Regions from separate parts of the Mus musculus genome. Here region 1 is linked to region 2. A link is a contact called in ENCODE Hi-C or POLR2A ChIA-PET data. All regions are on one chromosome and are shown on one strand. The core of a region is the stretch at or near the end of the contact, and the rest is flanking DNA. Distances in the headings are between cores, read along the strand shown.

Evidence for each region. Hi-C counts contacts between places; a loop is a spot of excess contacts on that map. ChIA-PET counts read pairs that join two places held with the same protein, here RNA polymerase II (POLR2A).
Region 1: a loop to region 2 is called in a map of heart, with 2.6 times the contacts of the local background. The contact joins the promoter of Plxdc1 here to the promoter of Psmb3 in region 2. A Hi-C loop is called at or near these places in 3 of 37 maps with a recorded cell type or tissue (heart and regulatory T cell). POLR2A ChIA-PET finds 5 or more read pairs at or near these places in 2 of 5 experiments (Patski and embryonic stem cell).

What each region holds. Positions count from the first base shown.
Region 1 is chr11:97,981,568-97,988,199 of GRCm38, forward strand. It overlaps Plxdc1 (plexin domain containing 1), which reads right to left and starts at 4,879. Exons shown (of 14, transcript NM_028199.3): 1 at 4,671-4,879. The coding sequence starts at 4,749.
Region 2 is chr11:97,699,007-97,705,089 of GRCm38, forward strand. Psmb3 (proteasome (prosome, macropain) subunit, beta type 3) reads left to right here and starts at 4,428. Exons shown (of 6, transcript NM_011971.4): 1 at 4,428-4,484; 2 at 4,782-4,966. The coding sequence starts at 4,482. n-TNgtt8 (a tRNA gene) reads right to left here and starts at 3,516; the gene lies at 3,443-3,516. It overlaps Pcgf2 (polycomb group ring finger 2), which reads right to left and starts at 642. Exons shown (of 10, transcript NM_001163308.1): 1 at 530-642.

The sequences.
Region 1 (6,632 bases), core at 3,629-6,128, 280 kb after region 2:
AAGGGCATGGTGTGACAGCAGTGGCTCCAGGAGACAAAGCCACTCTCAGTGGTCTTTCATCCTTTCTTTCATCCCCATGCCAATCAACCCCAGGAGATGGGCACTAGCATTAGATCTGTTTTATAAAACAAGGCTAACAACCCGCCTCTGGCTCACCCACTCATTCCATGGCAGGACTGGAACTAAGGCCGGCCGGCTTCAGTCTGGCAGAACCATAGAGCACAGTGCAGTATGGCCAAGCGTAGCAGCACTCCCTTAAACTCAGCACTCAGGAGGCAGAGGCAGGCAGAGCTCTGTGAGTTCAAGGCCAGCCTGGCCTACAGAGCTAGTTTTGGGTCAGCCAGGACTGTATATAGAGGAGTACAAGGATCATGCCCCCAGCCCCTGATCTGGCACAGCCCTGCTGCAGTGTGAGCAGGGCTGAGGAGGAACTGGGTTGCACCACCCGGGGCCTGACCCAACTCAAGCTAGCCATACTGCCTCCATATTGTTCTGACTGCTGATGCTCTCTCTGGGTATCCATTTCACCTTCCACCCGGTATGCCCTAGAGCCAGTTGCCCACACACTCGAGCTAGAGCAAGCCGCATGGAAGACCCATGTGATCCATCATTCTTGCATCCCTCTCACCGCACCCCTGCAGCTGATCTGAGAGCTCTTATGCCCATGTGATCCATCATTCCTGCGTCCCTCTCACCGCACCCCTGCAGCTGATCTGAGAGCTCTTATGCCCATGTGATCCATCATTCCTGCGTCCCTCTCACCGCACCCCTGCAGCTGATCTGAGAGCTCTTATGCCCATGTGGTCCATCATTCCTGCGTCCCTCTCACCACACCCCTGCAGCTGATCTGAGAGCTCTTATGCCCATGTGGTCCATCATTCCTGCGTCCCTCTCACCACACCCCTGCAGCTGATCTGAGAGCTCTTATGCCCATGTGGTCCATCATTCCTGCGTCCCTCTCACCACACCCCTGCAGCTGATCTGAGAGCTCTTATGCCCATGTGGTCCATCATTCCTGCGTCCCTCTCACCGCACCCCTGCAGCTGATCTGAGAGCTCTTATGCCCATGTGGTCCATCATTCCTGCGTCCCTCTCACCACACCCCTGGAGCTGATCCCAGGGCCCTTACGGCCAGGTTCTGCTTTCTCTTTCTCTCACATCCCTCCTGGCCCTCTAGGACCTAGGCCTGCCATTCAGCCACCATAGATTCACAAAGTCTTCTCAGCCAAGAACGCTGTGCTCCTAAGTAACCCGCTTCCCCGTGAGCTTCTCCTCATCCTTCAAATCTGACAAGATGCCGTTGCTTCAAAAAGTCTCCCTGACGCTTCTCTCCTCCTCACCCAGATGCCAAGGGCACCACCCAAGCCGGCCTCCTGGACTGTCATGTCCTTGGTCACCTCTGCATCTAGAATTCTGGGCACTGCAAGGACCAGTGTTCAGGAGGCACCCGTGAGTGGAGGGGGTGGGAGGCTGGCAGGAGGAGGGAGAAACTCAGCACCCAGCCTCTAGGACTGAGACCCTCCCTCGGGCACAGCCCTGCTGGAGACCATCGATGTTCTATCACAGCACTGACAGAAGACAGGTTTGCCACCAAGCTGGAGGCCCAACCTTGAACCAGAATGCCACAGTTTACAGACTCTGGAAGCCTCCGTCTCTGACAGACAAGATGAGGTGAGAACAGTTCTATCACTTGCTAGGTTGAATCTTCAGCAAACCATCTACACAAACCAGCCGGCAAGACCAACCTCCCAGGCAGCGCTCGGGGGAGTTGTAGCTCAGTTGGTAGAGTGCTCACCTCGCATGTCACCTAGCATGCCAGAAGCTCTGGGTTCAATTCTCCAGGGCTCTATTAACATGACATGATGGCGTTACGCCTGGAATCCCATTACCCAGTGCTGTCGGGTGGAGGCAGAAAGTCAGGGCCATCCTCAGTTACAAGTGAGTTCAAAGCCAGCCGGGGCTACATGACACTGTGCCTCCAAGTCCTGGTCTTTGCTTCATACAAGGTCACACAAGGTTGTCCCAGGCCTAACAAATCCCACCTCCTGATATAAAGCCCCTCCTGGTGAGACCCTGCCCTTCACCTTGGAGATTAAAAGGGTGCACAAGAAAAAGGGACACAAAGTAGCAGAAGGGGTGGGGTGGGGTGAGGTGGGGGATGGGGCTCTGCTTTCTGAGGATTACCCCAAGGGTTCAGTTTTGTTTAAACAGGGTCACCTGGCTGCTTTGTGTAGGAGGCTGGCCTTGAACTCACTATGTAGCCGAAGATGACCTTGAACATGAGATCCTTTTTCCTCCAAGTGGCCTTGCTCTCAGTGTGGCCCACCGTGCCCAGCTTTCCCACACACATTTATTAAGCAGATTTCCACACAAGGTGGGGGTGTGGGGGATGGGGGTGGGGGTGTGGAGGAGTTCTCAGTGACAGGAGGGCATGGTCCTGAGCACAAACACTCTGCATGTCTTCCCGTAGACACAGCCCAGTGAACCAGGACAGTATGGTGGTTGCCCAGGCCCTCCCAGCAGGGTAGATCTCTCTGAGGAGGGAAGCCTGCAGCTGACAGGAAGAGCAGCAATCCCAGAAACCATTGTGAGGAATCTGAATTTTAGTCAACAGTATATTAGTTTATTGGGAGGCCCCTGGTGGGCAAGGAGGAAACTGAAAGCAGATTAAGGTTGGTTGGGTTACAAAACATCTGTTTGGCCCTGACTCTAGAGACAAGCAACCTTGGCTCAGAACATAGGTGACTGCAGGGATTGCTTGTGAGTTTCCAAAATGGCTGCCTGAAAGATTCTCCCTTCTGTGTGTATCCTGGATGTCTTTGGTTTCTCTGGGACCAGACCATCAGTGACCCCTTCCTGGGCCTGGAGGCCATCTTCCTCTCTGCCTGACTACAGGCTGCTTCTGGGCTCTCCTCAGTAGACTCCTTCCTTCTTCAGGTCATCGATGCCTCCTGTGTCCCTTGTAAGGATGATGATGGGAACAAGACTGTAGGGATGGAGGAACACCAGCCCTGATGGGGACACCATTGCCCCAGGTGGAGCTAGGCCTCCTTGGGTCCCCCACTCCCACCCCCTCATTGACCTCAGGGGCTCTATCATACAGAGCAAGCAGCCAGTCTCCATGAAGGACCCCTCCCAGCCTTCCCCATTCCCCCACATCCTCAGATGGCCTCTACAAAACCTTACTACCAAACCCAGCCCAACCTGGGATGAGTCAACAATTGCCCTGACGGCTTTTTACAGCTTCCTAGGGTCTAACCTCAATCTCACTTGCTGCAGATGCCCGATGTCTTCCAGATGAATCTAAAAGCAGAGACGGCTAAGTAGTCTGTACTTACAAAAGTGACACTTGTCTCTGGGTCCCCTGATGTAGCCAGCTCCCTTCCTCAACCCTCTCCTCGGCCCAAATCCCTCATCAACCCAGCCATATCTGAGTTCAGGAAACACACCAGCCTAAGGCTGAAAAGGACTCGGGACTTAACCCACTCAGTCCCTTTCTAGTTACCATTTTAAGATAAATTATCAGTTGCCTGTACCTGTCCGAGAAGTAAAGAATATCTTAAGGGGGAAAAATAATCTTTCATAACTCCACCTTCAAGAGCCAAAGATTTAGTCAAGAACCTCTTTTTATACATCAAAAACTGAGCCCAGAGAAAGTAACTTGGGTAAGTAACTCGCCCAAGGTCACACAGCAAGTGAGACAACAGAACTAAAAGCTAAGTGCTCAGCTACCTTCTGTGGGAGCCACCATGGACACCGATGGGTCCACACTAGTCTCTGGACATGTGACTTCTCTGTCCTCTACCCCCGCAGTCACCACCAGCATCCTCCACTCATACCATCTCATCCCAACCCAGATTCATTTGGACTACCTACCTACCGTGACCATCAAAGTCAAGAACACAGTTAGGCACTATGCTGACACAACAGCAAGTGGGACACTCACTTCCCTTTTAAGGAGCTTGTGAAATCACCCTTATTCCCAGCCCCCACCTCCCCGAGAAAGCCTGGGTGCAGAAACTAAACCATATATATTTTTAAAAACGGCCTTTCTTGATAACGTGAGGGATTCAAAGTAGATCCCTGAAAGGACCTCAAGAGGAAGAAATGGCTTGAGAAACTGGTCTAGAGGAAAGAGGAGTGTGCAGAATGGAAGCTCCTCCTCCACCCTCACCCCCTTACCTCCATGCTCAGCCTGTGCAACTGAGAACCGAGCAGAACCTAGCAGGGGGGAGAAGGGAACCCTTGACCCTGGGAGATCGGGGAGCAGCTGGCTGCTTTTTCCTGGGGTCCCTGCCTCTCCACCAGTACGCAATAGGTAGGGGAAGCAAGTTAGACGGCCAGGCTGGTGCCAGGATGTCTCCCATCCTCCGGCGACTCCCACGCAGTCACAAGCCCAACTGGGACCCCACCTAGAGCAGCTGAGAGAGGCAGCAGGGAAGAGCATGGAAAAGAAAAGCAAACGCCTCTCTGAAATGATCGCCGGTCCCTGTGACTATTCTGGAGACCCCGGCCTGGGTCCCTCCACGTCCTTCCGACAGCAGTAGGAGGTGCGCACCCTCTGTGCGCACACAGAGAAAGTAGGGTCCTTGTCCCCTATCCCTGGCGTCCTGAGGACAGGACCCAGGTCCCGCTGGCGGGTCTGCACCTGCCCTGGCCGCGCGTCCTACCTGCGGGTGTTGCGGGACTGAGCGCGCGCGCGGCCCCGCGGAGTAGCAGCAACTGCAGCAACCAGAGCTGAGCTCGCATGGTGGGCGCGGACGACCTCCGGGTCTGCGCGGCGGCGGCGGCGGCTGCAGAGGGAGCAGCCCCGGGCTGGGCGAGCGGGGAGCGGGAGCGGAGCGGGCAGGGCGAGCGAAGCACGGCGCTGCGGCCTTGGGGAGCGCGGGCGGGAGAACCCAGAGGGCGGGGCGCAACGCTGGGGTCCCCGCCTCCCGGAGCTCCGCGCCGCACCCCACGGGACCCGGGACCGCGCCGGGACATCTCTGGTTACCGAGAGAACCCCGCTGCCCCAGAAACCTAAGTAAAAGGCCGAGGTGAAGGGCCCCAGGAAGCGCCCCTACTTGGGCCGTTGGCTCCCACCACCCATCCCAAGAGCATGCGACTTTCTGAGCTAGTCCTTGTACTTCTGTGGCTTCCTGGTGTTCTACATAAGTGCACACACAGACACGCACCAGGAATCTCCCGCAGTCGAACCGCGCCCCCCCCCCCCGCCCCCCAGCTTCTACCCCAGAAGAGGCACGAATTGCGTCTCCCCAGTTGACTGCTTCACAGCCCATCTCCAGCACCGACCCCACCCCATTCCATCCCACACCCACACCCCCCTCCCGTCCAGCAGACATGTAGGTGCTCGAGACTGGCACATTCCCACTTTGAAACAGCTCGGTGCCCCTTCCACAGAAAGGCCAGATCAGTCCAAGATAGACCCAGAGCCAGAAGTGGCGCCCACTGCCACCACACTTTACCGGACTCTGGGAATAGGGCACTTCCCCCCCACCCCACCCCCTTCAAGTATGGAATAAAAATACCCGCAATTTAGGAGATTTAATAGACGGCATGGAATCAGGTCAAGGCACGAAGGTGCCTGTGACCTACTTCATGGGAAGGAGAAGAACTGGGGCCTAGAGAGTGGAGAGGACTGAGGGGCCCCTGGCTTCCTCTGTGTAGGGGACCTGGAGAGTGCGGAAAGAAAGGGTGCAGAGACTGCTTCCTGGGACTTATCCCCAGAAGAAGGCTGCAGCTGGGGACAGAAGTAGAGTGTGGGCTTAAGTAGGTGAGTGGCCTGGCACTGAGGTCAAAAGAAGGACCAAGAAAGGAAATGAATCCCAGTGTCACTCTCCTCTGGGTCCAAAAACCTAGAGGTGGTCTCCCCAAGACCTCAATATAATATTATGTAATACTATGAGCCAAGGCAAGCCCCGCAACCAAAGGGACTTTTGTTAGTTTTCCAGGTAAGGACTAACGCCGTCGACCAGGTTGGTTTCGAACTCACGATCACTCTTCAGTTTATTGAAGGGATTACAGAGGTGAGCCCACCAAACCTAGCCAGCCATTGACTTTCTAATTCCTTGCCTGAATTCTCCCAGGACAGCCTCTGGGGTATCGAAGAAACCGTCCCTTCCAGATGTGGCCTCCTACCGCCACCCAGTGGACCCGTGATGAGCCACGGGGCTGCCGTTTAGCTGATCTCTTGAAGAGTTAAGAGACTGCCCGCGCAGGCGCCGCGAAGGGCCTCTATAGTGTTCCAAGATGGACCTCCAGCCTCAATTCTGGTGTCGTCGTGCGCGGTCAGTCTCGGTGCCCGTTCTCCATAAAGTCTTGTATTGGGGCTCAGGCAAAAGCAACAACTTGGAAATATTAGAAGCAAATGGCGTGGACAAGTTTCTAACCGTAAGCCTCTAGAACTTGAGCATGCACGGGAAGTACTTCTCAGAACGCATATTTCTAGCCCCACCCAGGGATAGTTCACTGGGTCAGAGAGGAGGCCAAGAATCTTCATGTCTAGCACGAGCCCAAGTCCCGTGGTGCTAGTCACATTCGGAGAGCCACTGCCCTGAAAATTCCCAGTTCCTTACCACCGTCCCCGCTCCCTGACTGTTTGGGAGTTGGCGATGGAAATATTGCCATAAAAA
Region 2 (6,083 bases), core at 3,178-5,677:
CTCCGGGCCTCAAGTCCTCGCGCGTCTACCACGCTCACTGCCCACTCGGGAGGCGACCCTTGCCCGACTCGAAGGGGCCGAGCCACAGTCTGCTCCAGCTTGTGGAGATCCTCGGGTCGGGGGCGGAGGGGGGGGCGAGACCCACCCTAGCGTATGTCCCCAAAGCCCTCGTGGCCGCCCGGACCCTCCCCCTCGATACCTCGCAAGCAGGGTCTTAGCAGGGGGCTGCTGCACAAAGAGGAGGTGGTCGAGGGAGACTCCAAATCGTTAAGAGGGGGAATCCACTTCGGCCATCTTGGAAGGGAGGAAAGGAAAAAAAAAGAGAGAGAGACCGGGAACGAGAGAAAGAAAGGCGGACCGGGCGAGCTTGGACAGCGGCTGGCGGGGCGGGAAGGGACGCGGGCGGCAGGCCAGGCCGGGGCTCCCGGCTCCCATTGGGGTCTGCGGGGAAAGGTGAACGGGTCCCGGTCGCCAGCCCTAGACGCTTACGAGGTAGCAAGGAGGCAAGCGCGAGTCGGCGTCCGCTTACCTGGCTTCGGGGTCCGGTGGGTCTCGGGGAGGGGGGGATGGGAGGGAGGGAGGGAAGGGAGGGGAGGGGGACCACAGCCCTGTCGCTCGCTCGGTCGGCGGGAGGGGAGAAACCTATGATAAGAAAGGAGTTTGTAAGAGCAGCTTGGGGAGGGGAGGGGACCAGAGGGGAGGGGAGGGGCCGTGGGGGGGGGCAAAATGGCTTTTTTCCTCCAGACAAGAGTAGGTCCCGCCCACTACTCACCCACGTGACCTCATTCCTTCAGGATGTTTGCAGAGAGGGAAAGAGGAGGGGGAGAGGCTAGCTCAGCTGCTCCCCACCGCCTTGCGCTGGGCTTCCCCCAAACCAAGAGGAGACCACCTCTTATCCAAGCAGATCCCTTGAACCCGGAGGAAAGGTCCTATTGTGTTACCTTCAGTCATGAAACCACCACCTCCTCCTAAAATAAGTGTGTTCTCCCCACTTCCACCGACTCTGCGATCCCTACCCTAGCTGGGGAGCTTGGAAAATGGTGAGATGCAGACTGGGCGGAAATGTGTCTCGCGGCACCCGGTGCGTCGCCGCTACCAAAGGGCGCTTGGGCGGGGGACGCGGCGCCGCTGGCCACGCGTCCGAGTGAGGTTCGCTCACTCCAGCTGAATCCCTTGGGATTCCTAAGTGCGTGTGTGATCCCCCCCCGAGCGTGACCTCACCGCCTCCCCACACCGATTCGGGGTCCTCGCACCTCGCGGGAAACGCACGGTGGCCTCGGGGCTTGGCTGTGGCCGAGGCTGGCGCGCTCAGCGTGCTCGGGCGGAGAAGAATGGAACGCAGTCCGGGGCGGGGAGAGCAGCCCGAGACACGAACTCGGGCGCCGAGCCAGAGACACAATAACTAGCCGAATTCGAGAGGCCCCGACGCAATAGGAAGCGAGGAGTCGAGAGAGGACGCGCGCCTTTTCGCCGCCGGTGCGCCTCCCTCGCGGCCGCGGAGGGGCCGGCGAGCGCGAAGGTGGCTGGTGCCAGCCCACTCCGACTGTCGCCCTCGGCTCCACCCAGCGCTCGCTCTCCGGTCCCCAGCGGCTCCGGGCCCCGGGCAGAGTAGGAAGGAGAGCTAGAAGAGACGGCGCCAAGGAAGCGAATCGATTCTGCGTTACCACAAGAACCGTGGACCTCAATAGGTCGCTCGATTTCGCTGATTCGTTACTTATGATTTATTGGGGGGTGGCCACTGTGACTGTCCCTCCAAAGAGCTCGATTATCCGGCCTGAAAAGCCTTTAAGCGCCTGGTGGGTTGGCTCGAGTAAGGAACGAATCTTTGTCGAGCCTGCCTCCTCTCCTTGTTCCAAGCCTAAAGCAGTCCCGAAGTGAGTGCTTTTATACACTGGACCGCTTATCAGGAGCCCTGTGAAGTCTGTCCGCCCAGTGACCCCACCAGCCTCAGCTCTCAGCCTGCAGAGCCGAATGACGGTGTAAAGGAAAGGCAAGAGATTTCCGCTTAGATCGGGTGGTCCAAGTGGGAGCGGAAGAGGCCCCGGGAGGATCGGTCACTTGCTTCCCAATCCCTACATCGGGTACCACGAGCTCACAGGCTACTGTGGAAAGGGGTCTCGAGTTAGACACGCCCACTGTCATCACGGCCCATGTGTCCCAGCATCTTGAACTCTGCTAGAGCAAACACAATTGCTCAACGTGAAGGGTACTGCCTGGCTACCTTTTGTTTATTGGGGTGGGTATCCATTTGCTCCTCAATTATTAAGGTCCAGTTCCAAGGAAACCGCTGGAGAGTAGGGACACACTGAAGACCCACCACCCACTAAGACTCCAATAAATCATCTATGCTGGGATATTGCTAATCCCTGTGGTTCATCGGGAGAGCCGCTGACTTAACTGTCCCAACATCGAAAGTTCTCTGTGCCAACGGCAAGTACTGTTTTAGGCACAGTAGGTAAGCTGGGCTTTGACACCGAGCAGGGCCAGCGAGGGCAATAAGCTGGAAAAGTCCCTTCTCCATGTTTGAAGCGCCAGGTGATCTGCAAACATAGAAGAGGGAGTCCACAAGAGACTTCCTTTGAGCCAAATGTCTAGAGAACGGATGGAAAGAGTCCCTTGCACATCTTCCTCCTGCCCACCTTCTCCAGTGTGCTCAGCGAACATGAAGAGCGCTTATTTTCCACCAAGTCTGTAGCTTACCCTGTCCTCTAGTTGATTGCCACACGTAGTGAGCAGTCAGAAATCAGAGGTTCCCAGAGAACAGGAACCCAGAACATCAAGGCAAGGACCAACGGGCATCTGTTGCCATCGGAAACAAGAGCAAGGAGAAAATCCCTTTTAAATGGTGGCACTAGTTAGAGAGAGTCGTTCCTTCTTGCTTTTGTGTAGCTTTACTTCTGTGTCCCTTACACCTCTCCCTCTTGCAAACGATGCCCTTTGTTGATCTCTGTATTTATTTCCCCATCTTCCGCACTGTCTACTTAGGCCCCCTCATGGTATGCCTTTCTCTGTAGATCACAGCTAGGTTCTTCCTCCTTCCACTCTTTTATCCCTCACTTTGTTCCTGTGGTTTTTTTCCTGACTGTTTCCATCCACCGGGACAGATTTCCTCTTTCAAGTTGCTATCGTCCACTGATGCAGACAATGGGAAGCTGTCCAACCTCCGCAGCAAAATTTATTCTTAATCCAAGGAAAATTGCATTGTTAAACATGGCAGTGAGACAGAAACTTGGCTTTGCCTTTCTGTCATCCTGATTGGGAGAAAGAATAGTGAGAGGTGGTGAGGAGACGTTAGGGATAGATCCATTCACTGACCATAGACGGATTTCTAAATACAGTGACCATCTGGGTTGGTGTATCACAATTATTGCTTCTGGTACCTCGGTACCGAATGTGGCTTTGGAGCATTTGCGATTTAAAAAAAAAAAAAAAAGGCCGAGACCGTCCCTGGGTGGGCTCGAACCACCAACCTTTCGGTTAACAGCCGAACGCGCTAACCGATTGCGCCACAGAGACGGTGACAGTTGTTTGTGAGGCAGAGAGCCGAGTCAATAGTACTGAGCCGATATGGCGCAAGACCAGTCACGACGCAAGCAGTTACAGTAGCTTAGAAACCCAGCGGAACAAAATCTGATCTCGAAGAACAGCGAATCGAGGCTGTGGCGGAGGGAACAGTGGTTGTGCAAGGGAAGGGAAAGCAAGGGATGCACACGTCCCACCTGGGCTGCCCTGGAGCCGTTGGCCCAGGCTATCCTCGGTCAGTGTCTAGGATGTGGCACAGAACGTTCCTTTGTAGAGTGAACAGAGACTTAGGGCTACGTCTGTCGGCCAGCAGGGATTGGGAGTGAGAGACTCCAAACGCTGAACAACCTGTAGCTCACTCCCGTAAAACAAAACAAAAGCTCCATTCTGGAACTAAACCCTCCTAGCACGAACCCTCGGCACGATCTTCCCATTCTGCAAAGAATGGGCGCCTTCGGTATACTCGGTGCCGATAGGTTAATTGGCGCCTGCAAAAATCCCGGTGAACAGTAAGGATTTGTGAATGAACACTGGAAGTCGGGTAGCTTGAGTAAAATGCCTAACTCCTGCAGCACCACGGTAAGCGCCAGCTTACCTACTCTGCTTACAGCACCAGCCCCACAAGGCCTGTCCCAAGCCCACGTGTTGCAAACTCCGCCCCTAAACGGGATGGCCCGAACTCCAGGTCCGCCAAGATCCCAACATGCCCCGGACCGTAGGCTCTTCCGCACTCACAGTGACTTTTCACTTTCCGCTTTCCATACCTCCGTTTTGGTGTCTCAACCAAACTATGCATATTTGTGACTGACGGCATGAGTGTCCAATAGAAAGCTGAACTAGTCAATCCGAGTCGGCCCGCCAGCCAATGGGGAGGATTCGGCAAGAGCGTTGACCCTGAGAAAGCCAGAGCCGGTTTGCAGGCAACGCTGTGGGGATCGGGCTTCCACTCCAGCGCAATCATGGTGAGATCGGGGAGTAAGGAAAGGAGTCTGGGATGGGAACTGAAAGCAAGGACGAGTAGTGCTTGGGTTCGGGACGGGGAGAGCCTGGTGGTCAGTAGAATGCACATGGGAGTACCGTGCAGATGAGTGCGGTTCCTGGGTGCCCCACCGGGCCCATCTCAGGGCTGGAGCTCCTGGCGTCCTGGCTCCTCCGGAGTGGAGGGCACGGGTATATGAGCTTTGGGGACCAGAACTGATGTGAAGGTTATGGTCCCACTTAGCTCCACGAACTGAGCCCCTTGATTTGTTTGTCCCCAGTCTATTATGTCCTATAATGGAGGGGCCGTCATGGCCATGAAGGGAAAGAACTGTGTGGCCATCGCTGCAGACAGACGTTTCGGGATCCAGGCCCAGATGGTGACCACGGACTTCCAGAAGATCTTTCCCATGGGTGACAGGCTCTACATAGGCCTGGCCGGCCTGGCCACTGACGTCCAGACAGTGTAAGTGTCTCCAGCCCCACCTTCACCCAGGTTTCTTCGTTGAGCAGCCCGATATCAGCCATCTGCCAAAAGCCACGATTGAGTGTGAGACTCAGCTGAACACCACAGCGTTACGGAGATGGGTCCTAACCTATGTTTTTCTGGCATTACCTTGTGCTCTGCTCTTTGTGAAGAAGCATTTTTGTTAGGGAGTCCCTTAATCACCGTCTTAATATTACTGGCGAGCCGTCTCATTCTGCAATTGAAAAAAAAATTGAGACCTTCCTTCAAGATGCACAGTAATGAACGTCAGCCAGAATCCTACTGTAGGTCTTTCTAAAGACCGTGGGCACTCGCTAAACCAGTAGGCGGCTGGCAAAGCAGACATACCGAACGATAACTAACCATGATGAGCTGTTGGGTTTTAACTGCCCACTTTACTTACCTAGTTGACAGTGCTTATGTGATTTGAGTGATGGGAGGGTCTGAGAGGGGAAACGGGTTGTCTGTGATGGCCCCAGTGTGCTGGTTCTGATCGCTGTGGTTGGTGGTGGGAACTTTAAAAACACAATTCATTGATTATTATTTTACGTGTATGTGTGTCTGTGCACCACATGTGTGCAGTGACTGCAGAGGCTAGAAGAGATTGTTGGACAACCTTCCCCCCCAGCAACCCTCATGACCCAGCTTGAATTACAGGTGGTTGTGAGCCACCATGTGGGTGCTGGGGATAGAAAGCTGGAAGAGCAGTCAGTGCTCTTCATGCCTGAGCCATCTCTCCAGCCTCTACATTTATTATTATTATTATTATCATTTTATTGTTTGTATGCCCGGGTTCCACAGCCCTGTGTGAAGGTCAGAGGACAGCTTGCAGAAGTTGGTTTTGCCTTTCCATCATGTGGTTCCAGGCATTGAGCTGCTTAGGCCTGGCGTAGGTGTTACTGCCCACTGACCCATCCCACCATCTCAAGGATGGGATGCTGTGAGTTGCTGAAGAAAGACTCATTCATTGATTCACTGAGCATCGAGGTCAAGAGTCAAGTCTTGCCCTGACCCCCAACCCTGGTACTAGAAATTGAAACCAGGATTTTGAAAGCTTAAGCACATGATATGCTATTGAGTTACATCCTCAAACCCA